Regions from separate parts of the Homo sapiens genome. Here region 2 is linked to region 1. Evidence: chromatin contacts called from ENCODE POLR2A ChIA-PET data. All regions are on one chromosome and are shown on one strand. Each heading gives the region's core, a stretch centred on a gene start or an enhancer-like site at or near the end of the contact. The rest is flanking DNA. Distances are from core to core; before and after follow the strand shown.

Region 1 (6,052 bases), core at 269-2,768:
TCCTGCCTCAGCCTCCCGTGTAGCTGGGACTACAGGCGCCCGCCACCATGCCCAGCTAATTTTTTTGTATTTTTTTTAAAGACAGGGTCTCGTTCTGTTGCCCAGGCTGGAGTGCAGTGGCACAATCACAGCTCACTCTAGCTAATTAGAAAAAAAAAATTGTAGAGGAGGGGGTCTCACTGTGCTGCCCACGTTGGTCTCAAAATCCTGGCCTCAAGCCATCCTCCTGCCTCAGTCTCCCAAAGCACTGACATTACAGGAGTGAACCACTGCATCCAGCCAAAAGGCTGTGTTTAAATCAGAGGACCCGGTATCTGGAATTAACCTGGCCTGGCTATGATGGTGTCATATTGAGTCTGGCATCTTCTGTTAACTTACTGGTTGGCAAAGGAGCTGTTTGGAAAATAAAAACTGCCTTCTCTGTGGGAAGAGGGTCGATCTGCTGTGGGGGTTGGGGGGAGTGGAAAGCACCTTAGATTGAGAGTCAGGAAGCTCACATTTGAGTTTTAACAATGTCACTAACATTATAAAGGTTTAGGGCAATCACCTAACTCTTCCAAAACTCTAGTTCCTTAATTCTAAAGTGGAAGAATTTTAGGGATCCTTCACAGCTCTAAGACTAAAGATCAACTTAAAAAGAATAACCCTTGGGGTATCTATTTGCAGAGAACTGTCTTTCTTTTTCCTTTTCTTTTTTTTTTTTTTTTTTTTTGAGATGGAGTCTCGCTCTATCGCCAGGCTGAAGTGTAGTTGCGCAATCTCAGCTCACTGCAAGCTCCGCCTCCCGGGTTCACGCCATTCTCCTGCCTCAGCCTCCTGAGTAGCTAGGACTACAGGTGCCCGCCACCACGCCCGGCTAATTTTTGTATTTTTAGTAGAGACAGGGTTTCACCATGTTGGCCAGGGTGATCTCGATCTCTTGACCTCGTGATCCACCCGCCTCAGCCTCCCAAAATGCTGGGATTACAGACGTGAGCCACGGTGCCGGGCCTGCAGAGAACTGTCTTTCAAAACGTTCTAGTGACCACATAGTACAGTCTCACACAGGGAGGCTCCGTGGCCTCCACCACCAGCCAGCAACGTCAGAGGGGATTGTTCACGCCCTTGCTAGTGTCTTCCAAGATGGTCCTTTGAGAGGTTTGTAGTAAGTTTGTAGAATACTGGTGAGTCGGTCAGGGACAGCTTGAGTATGATTCGCAACCCCCAAAACCACCTCCCTATGGGCAAACCGTATCCACAGAGCACATTCATAAGCCTGATTTAAAATACTCGCTCCTTGTGCCTCAGCCATTACTCTCTTTCTGTCCAGGTCTCTTATTCTGACTTAGTGGAAAATAAGGTTGTTACAGCAATGGCTCCATTCGTCCTGTGGGCAAGAAACTCATGGAGAGAATTAGTCAATTCTTCCTGGACATTCGGGAGCTTCTGGGTGGAGGGAAGACTGCGAAGCAGAAACAAACAGAAATCCTAGAGAGGCAGTCATCTGAGCATTCGTCACAGGGGCACTCCTAGGATCCACCCTCAGAAGCCGTGAAAGGCCCATTGATCTGGCTGGGGCAGGGAGTGGCCCTGAGCTGGTGACATCTCAGGCGAGGAAAGGCACAGATGTCTGTGCTGGCTGTGATAAGAGGCTTCTCAGGAAATCTGAGTCACCTCGGGCCGGCTCTTCGAAGCATAGAGGCCCAGCAAGCACCACAGCCTGGAGGCAAAGCTTCCTGCTAGCCCTGGGACCCTGGGACTTTGCATTTCCTGTTGGTGTCCTTTGACTTGGGCAGCCACCACCCCTGGGAAGTTTTCCAACACCCTCACTCATGCATTTTGAACCTGGTGTTCACAGCTCTTTGTCTCTGCTCATCTCGCTTTTGTTTCCTCTGGAATGTTCCAAGCCCCCTGCATCACCCCATGCCAGGAATCTGACATCCCAGAGTGGAAGCCGGCTTCATGTTACTCACCCCACCCTGTGATTTCCTGATGGAGGATCCGGAGACCTGAACTCTGGTCCAGGTTTACAGACAACTCATAATCATGGTTGAGGCCCCTTTCTAGGCCTTACTGTTCTCATACTTTTAACTGGGGATGGGGGCAGGATGGGAAACTTTTGGAAAAACAGACTTTTTAAAACTGGAATGATGCTAGACATTTATTTGCTACTACCTGCTGGCTGCTGCCTGTCATTTCATCATTACATAGAAAAGAAATGCTCCAACATTTTGTCATGCATTTACTCCTTGGTATAAGGGAAGGATTCAAGAAACGTCTTATGGAAGCAAAAATAACAGTAAATTATGCAAAGGCACTGGTTCCCTTCAGGGGCTGGAGTAAGACTGGTGAGAGTCGTGGGAAGGGAAGAAGCACAGAGAGAAGATTCCACTTCACGCATATTTTTTAGGGTTTGGCCTAAATAAAAGGACTTTCAGAGATTATAAGAGAATATTTGTGTTTAAAAAAAACACGTTAGATAAATTTAATAGAGTTAATTGAGCAAAAAATTATTCAAGAATTAGACAGACTCAGCACACCCACAGTGACTCTGGTGCATGGTCGGAGAGGATTTATAGACAGAAAAAGAAAGTGATCTACAGAAAACAGAAACAGCTAGGCTGCTTACGGCTCCGTGTCTGCCTGATTTGAACACAGTTTGAGCAGTTGATCGCCTGTGATTAGCTGACACTCAGCTGCTCTGATGGGCTGACACTGGGCTAGTGGCTACAAGCCTCGGTTACAGTCTCTGTACACATCCAGTTAGGTTATCATCTGCACAGCGGAATGTTTAGGTGGAACTTAAAATATGTAAGGAGGCAGCTTGGGCTAAACTTGTTAACATTTGCTAGAGAAAAAAAAAAACATCTGGGAGTCAACCAATCCATCTTTGATTTCTCAACTATGGAGACCACCACCTTGAGCATCTTCTCTAAGGTCCCGTAGCCAGGAGTAATACCTGGTATCTTGACTTCATAGCCCATGACATTGGACAAGCCTCTCAACCTCTCAGGTCTCAATTTCCTCAATTGTCAAACAAGGATGACAGTAGGATTGTGGGGAACTAATGAGTATATTTACTCGATTTTGAAACAGTAGGTGTGCAATAGATGTTACATTGCCATCATCATCATCGTCATCATCATCATCGTCATCATCGTCATCATCATCATCATCATCTCACTATCACTACAGCTGCTGTTCCTGCCACCCAGGTCTCCCAGCAGCAGGTTGTCCCCTAGAACCACACCCAAACCATCCTCCTAACCAATGCTGTGCACCCTTCAGTAAGACTTTTCAAAAATGGACATAAAACAAAATAGTTCTTAAATGAGCCTACTTCTATTTTTCACATCCCCATTTCCCCAAGACGTACCTGTGCTCCAGATGGAAAACCATCAATTACAATCCTGCTCCTTCTGCGGCAGGGCAATGGGGAGTCACCCAAAGGAGCAGCGATGCTCAAGCCCCCCACAGAAGGACCCCCAGACTCCCAAAGAGAAATGGACGTGAACGTGGGTGAAGTCTTGGGCTGATCAGAGAGCAAGCAGGGCCAAGGGACATGAAGACAGGTGTGTTCTTAGAGACTGGTCACAGGAAGGAGCAGACTACCTGCCCCCTGCCCCCTAGTCCAAGCCTGGTTCTAGGTTAGAAGCGAATCAGCTGGAAGAGGAACAGCTGCTGAACAGAAAGCACAGCCTTGTGCCCTCCCAGAGAGCAAGGCATGGCATGCACAGCCTGCCCCAGGCTGCTGCCAGGGCCACCGCGGGGGGTCAGCTTCCATTGCTGAGCTGTGCTACGCCCTGGGAGCACCAATCTTTGTCAAAAGAATGGATTTGTGCAGCTAAACCCCACAGGGCCTGGCCATTGTGGACCTGTCTGTCTGCATTTCAACTCTGGGCTTCACTCTTTGGTGAATGTGAATCTCCAGCGGCACAGGCAGCCAGAACAGAAACGCCACGCAGTCTCACCCTGTCATGCCAAGAGCTTTGTCCGCTTTGGGACAGAGCCCTGTGCTGGGAGTCCATTGGGGAGACTCACAGGGATCCAGAAACCTGCTCCTGCCCTCAGGGAGCCTGCTGTGTAGCCTGGAGAAGGAACTCATAGGCATTTGCAGTACTGTCTATCTTGGGGTCTGTCATTCTCATCTAAATTAATGTTAACAGCACTAACTTAGCCTTTCTTACATGGGTGTGAAAACCACCAACATTCCTGGTATTAGGAGGTGGGCCTTCAGGAGGTCATTGGGTCATGAGGCTGGAGCTTGATGAAGGGGATTAGTGCCCTTATAAGGGGATAAAGAGACCAGAGCAAGTGTGCTTGCTCACTCCCCTTCTCTCCCTCCCTCCCTCTCTCTCCCATCCTCCTGCTCTCTCTCCCCTACTCCTCCCTTTCTCCCTCACCCACCCCCTCTTCCTCTTTTCCTTCCTCTCTCCCTCCCTCTCTCCCTCCCCCTCTCCCTCTCTCTCTCCCTCTCTTCCTCTTTCCCTCCCTCCCTTCCTCTCTCTCTCCCTCCCTCCCTTCCTTTCTCACTCCCTCTTCTCTCCCTCCCTCCTCTCTCTCTCCCTCCCTTCCTCTCTCTCTCTCCCTCTGCAGATGCCTGGCCATCTGCAAGCCAGGCAGAGGGCCTTCACCAGACACTGATCTCTGCCTTCCCATCTTTCAGAACTGCAAGAAATGAATGTCTGTTGTTTAACCCACATCTTGTTACAGCAGCCCACACTGGGCAAGATAGTGCTATCCAAAGAAAAGGTAACAAGTCCAATTATTCACTACATTTTCACATATTTGAAAAGCGTATGCAAACAGTGTGTTCCCAGTAGTCCTTTTTTTTTTTTTTTCTGGAGACAGAGTCTCGCTCACGCCTGTAATCCCAGCACTTTGGGAGGCTGAGGAGGGCGGATCACGAGGTCAGGAGATCGAGACCATTCTGGCTAACATGTTGAAACCCCATCTCTACTAAAAATACAGAGTGGTGGTGGGCGCCTGTAGTCCCAGCTACTCGGGAGGCTGAGGCAGGAGAATGGCGTGAACCCAGGAGGCGGAGCTTGCAGTGAGCCGAGATCATGCCACTGCACTCCAGCCTGGGCAACAGAGCAAGACTCCGTCTCCAAAAAAAAAAAAAAAAGAAAAGAAAAGAAAAGAAAAGAAAGAAATTATATTAAACCACTCCCTGGGAAGTCAATTAATTTTCTGTAGAACAAGTGCAAAATAATACTTACCAAGAAAAAAGCTCATTAATTTGGTCACTAAGAGAAGAAACCAAAATATAGACACATCTTCTAAATTATACCCAAGTAGCAAAAACAGTACACACTGTTTGTAAGATGCTGGAAAAAGAGACTCCATGATAAATGTTGAGCTTAGCATAAAGCAGTTGGCTTTTATTCTAATTTATTAATAGGCAAATTCCTTTATCAGATGATATTGTTGGATACTATAATATCAGTAATACCACGTATAAGAGCACTTACTACTGACAGTGACTGCAGATGTTTTCATCTGTAATTTGTCTAAGCCAGTGCTTCTCAACAGGGGTCAATTTTGCCCCCCAGGGGACATCTGGCTAAATCTAGAAGTATTTTTCATTGTTACAGCTGAGGAGGAAGAGGGACAAGAGAGTGCTACTGGTGTCTGTGTGTCAAAGCCAGGAAATCTGCTAAAATCCTACAGTGAAAAAGCCAACCCCCAAAAAGAATTTTCTGACCCAAAATGTCAGTGGTGCTGAAGTTGAGAAACTCTGATCTCAACCACTAATACACAGAACATGAACCAGCTGTATGAGGAGAGACAGAGGAGGGGATGGGGGGGGTGGAGGAGAGGAGGAGGGAAAATGATAAATGAAGGTCTTGAAGACTTTTTGTTCTTTTAAAATTGATGCTGTAGAAGAAGAGATGTTGTTGTAGCTAAGATAATGATTACTTTCTGATTCATGAAGCTCAGAAGGCATCTTGCCCTCCATATGATGAAAAGCTAGATATTGGTACAGCCTGCTTGATTAGCAGAGGTTAGGCCAACAACTGACTGTCGAAATAAATCATGAAAACTGGGGATATGGTCACATTGTGGTCAC
Region 2 (5,728 bases), core at 63-2,562, 890 kb after region 1:
GCTGAGGTGGCAGGATAACTTGAGCCCTGGAGGTCAAGGCTGCAGTGAACGGTGATCACACCACTGCACACCAGCCTGGGGACACAGCCAGACTTTGTCACAAAAAAGCAAAAACAACTGGCCAGTGTATGAGGGGCTCGTGTTTTTTGTTTGTCTGTTTGTTGAGACAGAGTCTCACTCTGTCGCCAGACTGGAATGCAGTGGCACATTCTCGGCCCACTGCAATCTCTGCCTCCTAGGTTCAAGCAATTATCTGCCTCAGCCTCCCAAGTAGCTGGGATTACAGGCGCCCGCCACCACGCCCGGCTAATTTTTTTGTATTTTTAGTAGAGACGGGGTTTCACCACCTTGGCCAGGCTGGTCTTGAACCCCTGACCTCATGATCCACCCGCCTCGGCCTCCCAAAGTGCTGGGATTACAGGCGTGAGCCTCCGCGCCCGGCCAGGGGCGCGCGTTTTTAAAACATGGGAGAGGGAATTGTGCTTCACAATCACCATCAGGTGTCTCGATATCGGGTGCCACGCCGTCCCGCTTCTGAGGCGCGGCGGCCCACTTTGGCAGGCCGAGGCGGGTGGATTACCTGAGGTCAGGAGTTCGAGACCAGCCTGACAAACATGGTGAAACCCCCGTCTCTACTAAAAATACAAAAAATTAGCCGGACGTGGTGGCGCATGCCTGTAATCCCAGCTACTTGGGAGGCTGAGGCAGGAGAATCGCTTGAACCCGGGAGGCGGAGGTTGCGATGAGCCGAGATCGCGCCATTGCACTCCAGCCTGGGAAACAAGAGCGAAACTCCGTCTCAAGAAAAAAAAGGAAAGACCCCCCCTCCTTCTCCCGCCGGAAATACCCTCTTTCAGGACGGCGCGCCTGTGCGGCGCACGCGCGCTCAGTTACTTAGCAACCTCGGCGCTAAGCCACCCCAGGTGGAGCCCAGCAACAACAGAGCCACCGCGTCCCCCACCAATCAGCGCCGACCTCGCCTTCGCAGGCCTAACCAATCAGTGCCGGCGCTGCAAGGAAGTTTCCAGAGCTTTCGAGGAAGGTTTCTTCAACTCAAATTCATCCGCCTGATAATTTTCTTATATTTTCCTAAAGAAGGAAGAGAAGCGCATAGAGGAGAAGGGAAATAATTTTTTAGGAGCCTTTCTTACGGCTATGAGGAATTTGGGGCTCAGTTGAAAAGCCTAAACTGCCTCTCGGGAGGTTGGGCGCGGCGAACTACTTTCAGCGGCGCACGGAGACGGCGTCTACGTGAGGGGTGATAAGTGACGCAACACTCGTTGCATAAATTTGCGCTCCGCCAGCCCGGAGCATTTAGGGGCGGTTGGCTTTGTTGGGTGAGCTTGTTTGTGTCCCTGTGGGTGGACGTGGTTGGTGATTGGCAGGATCCTGGTATCCGCTAACAGGTACTGGCCCGCAGCCGTAACGACCTTGGGGGGGTGTGAGAGGGGGGAATGGGTGAGGTCAAGGTGGAGGCTTCTTGGGGTTGGGTGGGCCGCTGAGGGGAGGGCGTGGGGGAGGGGAGGGCGAGGTGACGCGGCGCTGGGCCTTTCCGGGACAGTGGGCCTTGTTGACCTGAGGGGGGCGAGGGCGGTTGGCGCGCGCGCGCGTTGACGGAAACTAACGGACGCCTAACCGATCGGCGATTCTGTCGAGTTTACTTCGCGGGGAAGGCGGAAAAGAGGTAGTTTGTGTGGTTTCTGGAAGCCTTTACTTTGGAATCCCAGTGTGAGAAAGGTGCCCCTTCTTGTGTTTCAATGGGATTTTTATTTCGCGAGTCTTGTGGGTTTGGTTTTGTTTTCAGTTTGCCTAACACCGTGCTTAGGTTTGAGGCAGATTGGAGTTCGGTCGGGGGAGTTTGAATATCCGGAACAGTTAGTGGGGAAAGCTGTGGACGCTTGGTAAGAGAGCGCTCTGGATTTTCCGCTGTTGACGTTGAAACCTTGAATGACGAATTTCGTATTAAGTGACTTAGCCTTGTAAAATTGAGGGGAGGCTTGCGGAATATTAACGTATTTAAGGCATTTTGAAGGAATAGTTGCTAATTTTGAAGAATATTAGGTGTAAAAGCAAGAAATACAATGATCCTGAGGTGACACGCTTATGTTTTACTTTTAAACTAGGTCAAAATGCAGATCTTCGTGAAAACCCTTACCGGCAAGACCATCACCCTTGAGGTGGAGCCCAGTGACACCATCGAAAATGTGAAGGCCAAGATCCAGGATAAGGAAGGCATTCCCCCCGACCAGCAGAGGCTCATCTTTGCAGGCAAGCAGCTGGAAGATGGCCGTACTCTTTCTGACTACAACATCCAGAAGGAGTCGACCCTGCACCTGGTCCTGCGTCTGAGAGGTGGTATGCAGATCTTCGTGAAGACCCTGACCGGCAAGACCATCACCCTGGAAGTGGAGCCCAGTGACACCATCGAAAATGTGAAGGCCAAGATCCAGGATAAAGAAGGCATCCCTCCCGACCAGCAGAGGCTCATCTTTGCAGGCAAGCAGCTGGAAGATGGCCGCACTCTTTCTGACTACAACATCCAGAAGGAGTCGACCCTGCACCTGGTCCTGCGTCTGAGAGGTGGTATGCAGATCTTCGTGAAGACCCTGACCGGCAAGACCATCACTCTGGAGGTGGAGCCCAGTGACACCATCGAAAATGTGAAGGCCAAGATCCAAGATAAAGAAGGCATCCCCCCCGACCAGCAGAGGCTCATCTTTGCAGGCAAGCAGCTGGAAGATGGCCGCACTCTTTCTGACTACAACATCCAGAAAGAGTCGACCCTGCACCTGGTCCTGCGCCTGAGGGGTGGCTGTTAATTCTTCAGTCATGGCATTCGCAGTGCCCAGTGATGGCATTACTCTGCACTATAGCCATTTGCCCCAACTTAAGTTTAGAAATTACAAGTTTCAGTAATAGCTGAACCTGTTCAAAATGTTAATAAAGGTTTCGTTGCATGGTAGCATACTTGGTGTTTTGTCATGAAATTCTCTAGTGATGTGTGGGTACGCTTAAAACTGGTGAAAATGTTTAGGGATTTAATTTTGAGATTGGTAATGTGCTCAAAGTTAAGTCACTTGACTTTGGTATACACTTGGGTGGGCTGAGGGGCAAGAGCCTTCTTTGCTGTTTAAGTCATTACAAGTTAGGATCCTGGGTAAATGGCAAACTTTCTGAAGCTCGAATTTAAAGTCTGTTGGGAGGCCGAGGCAGGCGGATCACGAGGTCAAGATATGGAGACCACCCTGGCCAACATGGTGAAACCTTGTCTCTACTAAAAGAAAAAAATTAGCTGGGCGTCGTGTCGCCTGCCTGTAGTCCCAGCTATTCGGGAGGCTGAGGCAGGAGAATCACTTGAACCTGGGAGGCAGAGGTTGCAGTGAGCCGAGATCGTGCCACTGCACCCCAGCCTGGCGACAGAGCAAGACAACATCTCAAAAAGTTGGATATGCAGGCTTTTTAAAAGATGGTCTTGCTCTGTAGTCCAGACTGGTATACAGTGGCACGATGACAGCTCACTATCATTCCTGGGCTCAAGTGATTGCAGGCATTTTCTTTACATTGAAGGAAAGCAAATGTGCCTGTTGAGACCTAATCAAGGATTGCTGGAGAAACAAAGTTTTGATTGAGGCTGCTTGAATAGTGGTAACGTAACTGCTTTCAGTTCTGCAATTAATTGGGTGACTATGAGCTGTGTGTTTATTGCTCTGTAGTGTATTACACCAAAGTGTTTAACCTGGGTGGTAGTATGGGACCATAATCTTGTCTCTTTGCTGTATATGCTTTAACTGATGAGCCAAGCAGCAGCTAATCACCGAGTATGGAAGACGACTGGCTGAGGAGAAAGATGGCTTGCAGGTACTTAATGTTGAAAACGGTATTCTGATCTAAGACAATCTTCCTGATCTTGATAAGTTAGGTGGCAAGTTAAAGTGGTTCCTCACTTTTTTTTTGGACAGTCTCTCTTGCCCCAGGCTGGAGTGCAGTGGTGCGATCTCGGCTCACTGCAACCTCCACCTCCCAGGTTCAAGCAGTTCTCCTGCCTCAGTCCCCCACATAGCTGGGACTACAGGGGCACACCAGCTAATTTTTGTATTTTCAGTAGAGTTGGGGTTTTACCATGTTGACCAAGCTGGTCTCAAACTCCTGGCCTCAAGTGATCCGCCCACCTTGACCTCTCAAAGTGCTGGGATTACAGGCATGAGCCATCACGCCCGGCCACGCTGTTGGTTCTTAATGACACAGCTTAACTTTATTGTGAAAAGATTGCAGCAACAAATGAGATTTTACCTGTATTTGTTAAAAATGCTTATCCTTGTCTAAGACTGGCAACATAAGCAGTTCTTAGGCTTCTATGCCAATGGACACTAGGCAGTAATACATGTGCAGTGCTAATAGAAAATATTGGAGTAAGGGTGTACTAAGGAAGTTCTCAATCTTTCCCCTTCACTATCTTCTGTAATGTAACTTCAATAAATGTGATTCTCATCTTGGCACAAAATTGGGAATGGTGTGGGGAGCGCTGTTTTTCCCAGGTTTATAGTAGAGAAATAATGTTTTCTGGTACTAAAACTGGCATGGTAAGTGCATACTTAGAGTAAGGACTTTAAATCACGGGCCAGTTAATCTCTAGTTAGTGGTTTGGTACGCAAGAAGTACCCATGGGTGTATTACACAAATGCAGGAATACCATATCTAGAAATACACCTTTGATATTCATAGTGTACCTGAGAATGGTTTCACGCATAATTTTAGGTAAACTGCCTTAGTCACTCTGGTTTTACGGATCTTTGCCCACAGTTCCTCGTTCATAACTTCTATAGCCCTTGTTATAGTCATGTTGTGTGTGTTAGGCCACAGGAAACTCACTTCACTTCTGCCCTTTTACCTTCACTAAGACGGGACTCTTGATCTTCCCCTACCTTTCTGTGAGTCCTAAGACCCCCATTTCAGAGAGGGTTCTGTCCTATACTCTGCGGAAAGGAATGCTGTCATCTTGAAGCCTCCCTACAAAACCAAGAGGACTGAGTTTGGATATGTGAACGTATGGAGGTTCCTGGAGGATGGCACACCCAGGCAAGGCATTAAAGCTTTGCACCCTTTCCCCCATACCTTGTCCTATGCATCTCTTCAACTGAGTCCTTTGTAATATCTTTATAATAAAGCAAATGTGGCCAGGCGTGGTGGCTGATACCTATAATCCCAGCACTTTGGGAGGTGGAGGTGGGAGGATCACTTGAGGCTAGAGCTTGGGGCCAGACTGGGCAATGGGCTCTTGACAAAACAAAACAAAAAAGTTTAAATGGGCTTGGTGACATATACCTGTAGTCCTAGCTACTTGGGAAGCTTAGGTGGAAGAATTGCTTTTGAGTCCAGGAGTTCCAGGCCAGCCTAACACAGCAAGATCTTGTCACTAAAAATCTAGCTTTTCAAACCTGGAAAATTACTAAAAATACAAAAATTAGCCAGGCATGGTGGTGCACGTCTGTAGGCCCAGCTACTAGGGAGACTGAGGTAGGAGAATCACTTGAACCTGGGAAGCGGAGCTTGCAGTGAGCCAAGATCTCCCCATTGCATTCCAGTCTGGCCGTCGCAAAAAAAAAAAAGTATCCAGTAAAAACTCCCCTCTCACCTTTCCTTGTATCCCCAGAAGAAACCGTTTAATGAGAGTATATGTTTTCATTTATTTATTCATTCAACAAATATTAGGTGTTTGCCGTTTTTTTTA

What was found. ChIA-PET counts read pairs that join two places held with the same protein, here RNA polymerase II (POLR2A).
Region 2: POLR2A ChIA-PET joins it to region 1 with 20 read pairs in BJ. The contact joins the promoter of UBB here to the enhancer-like site in region 1. POLR2A ChIA-PET finds 5 or more read pairs at or near these places in 2 of 52 experiments (BJ and endothelial cell of umbilical vein).

What each region holds. Positions count from the first base shown.
Region 1 is chr17:15,489,258-15,495,309 of GRCh38, forward strand. All of the region lies in intron 4 of TVP23C-CDRT4 (TVP23C-CDRT4 readthrough), which reads right to left. Among named protein-coding and RNA genes, the nearest start is that of CDRT3, 21 kb to the left of the region's middle. RefSeq lists enhancers at 1,089-2,288, 1,578-1,872. Within about 2 kb of position 1,519, at least 21 of the 41 ENCODE cell types and tissues checked have a DNase peak (open chromatin) inside an H3K27ac peak, as active enhancers do; they include endothelial cell of umbilical vein, where a contact is called at or near this core.
Region 2 is chr17:16,379,779-16,385,506 of GRCh38, forward strand. It overlaps UBB (ubiquitin B), which reads left to right and starts at 1,313. Exons shown (of 2, transcript NM_018955.4): 1 at 1,313-1,406; 2 at 2,124-2,962. The coding sequence starts at 2,130. The coding sequence ends at 2,819. RefSeq lists an enhancer at 1,013-1,292.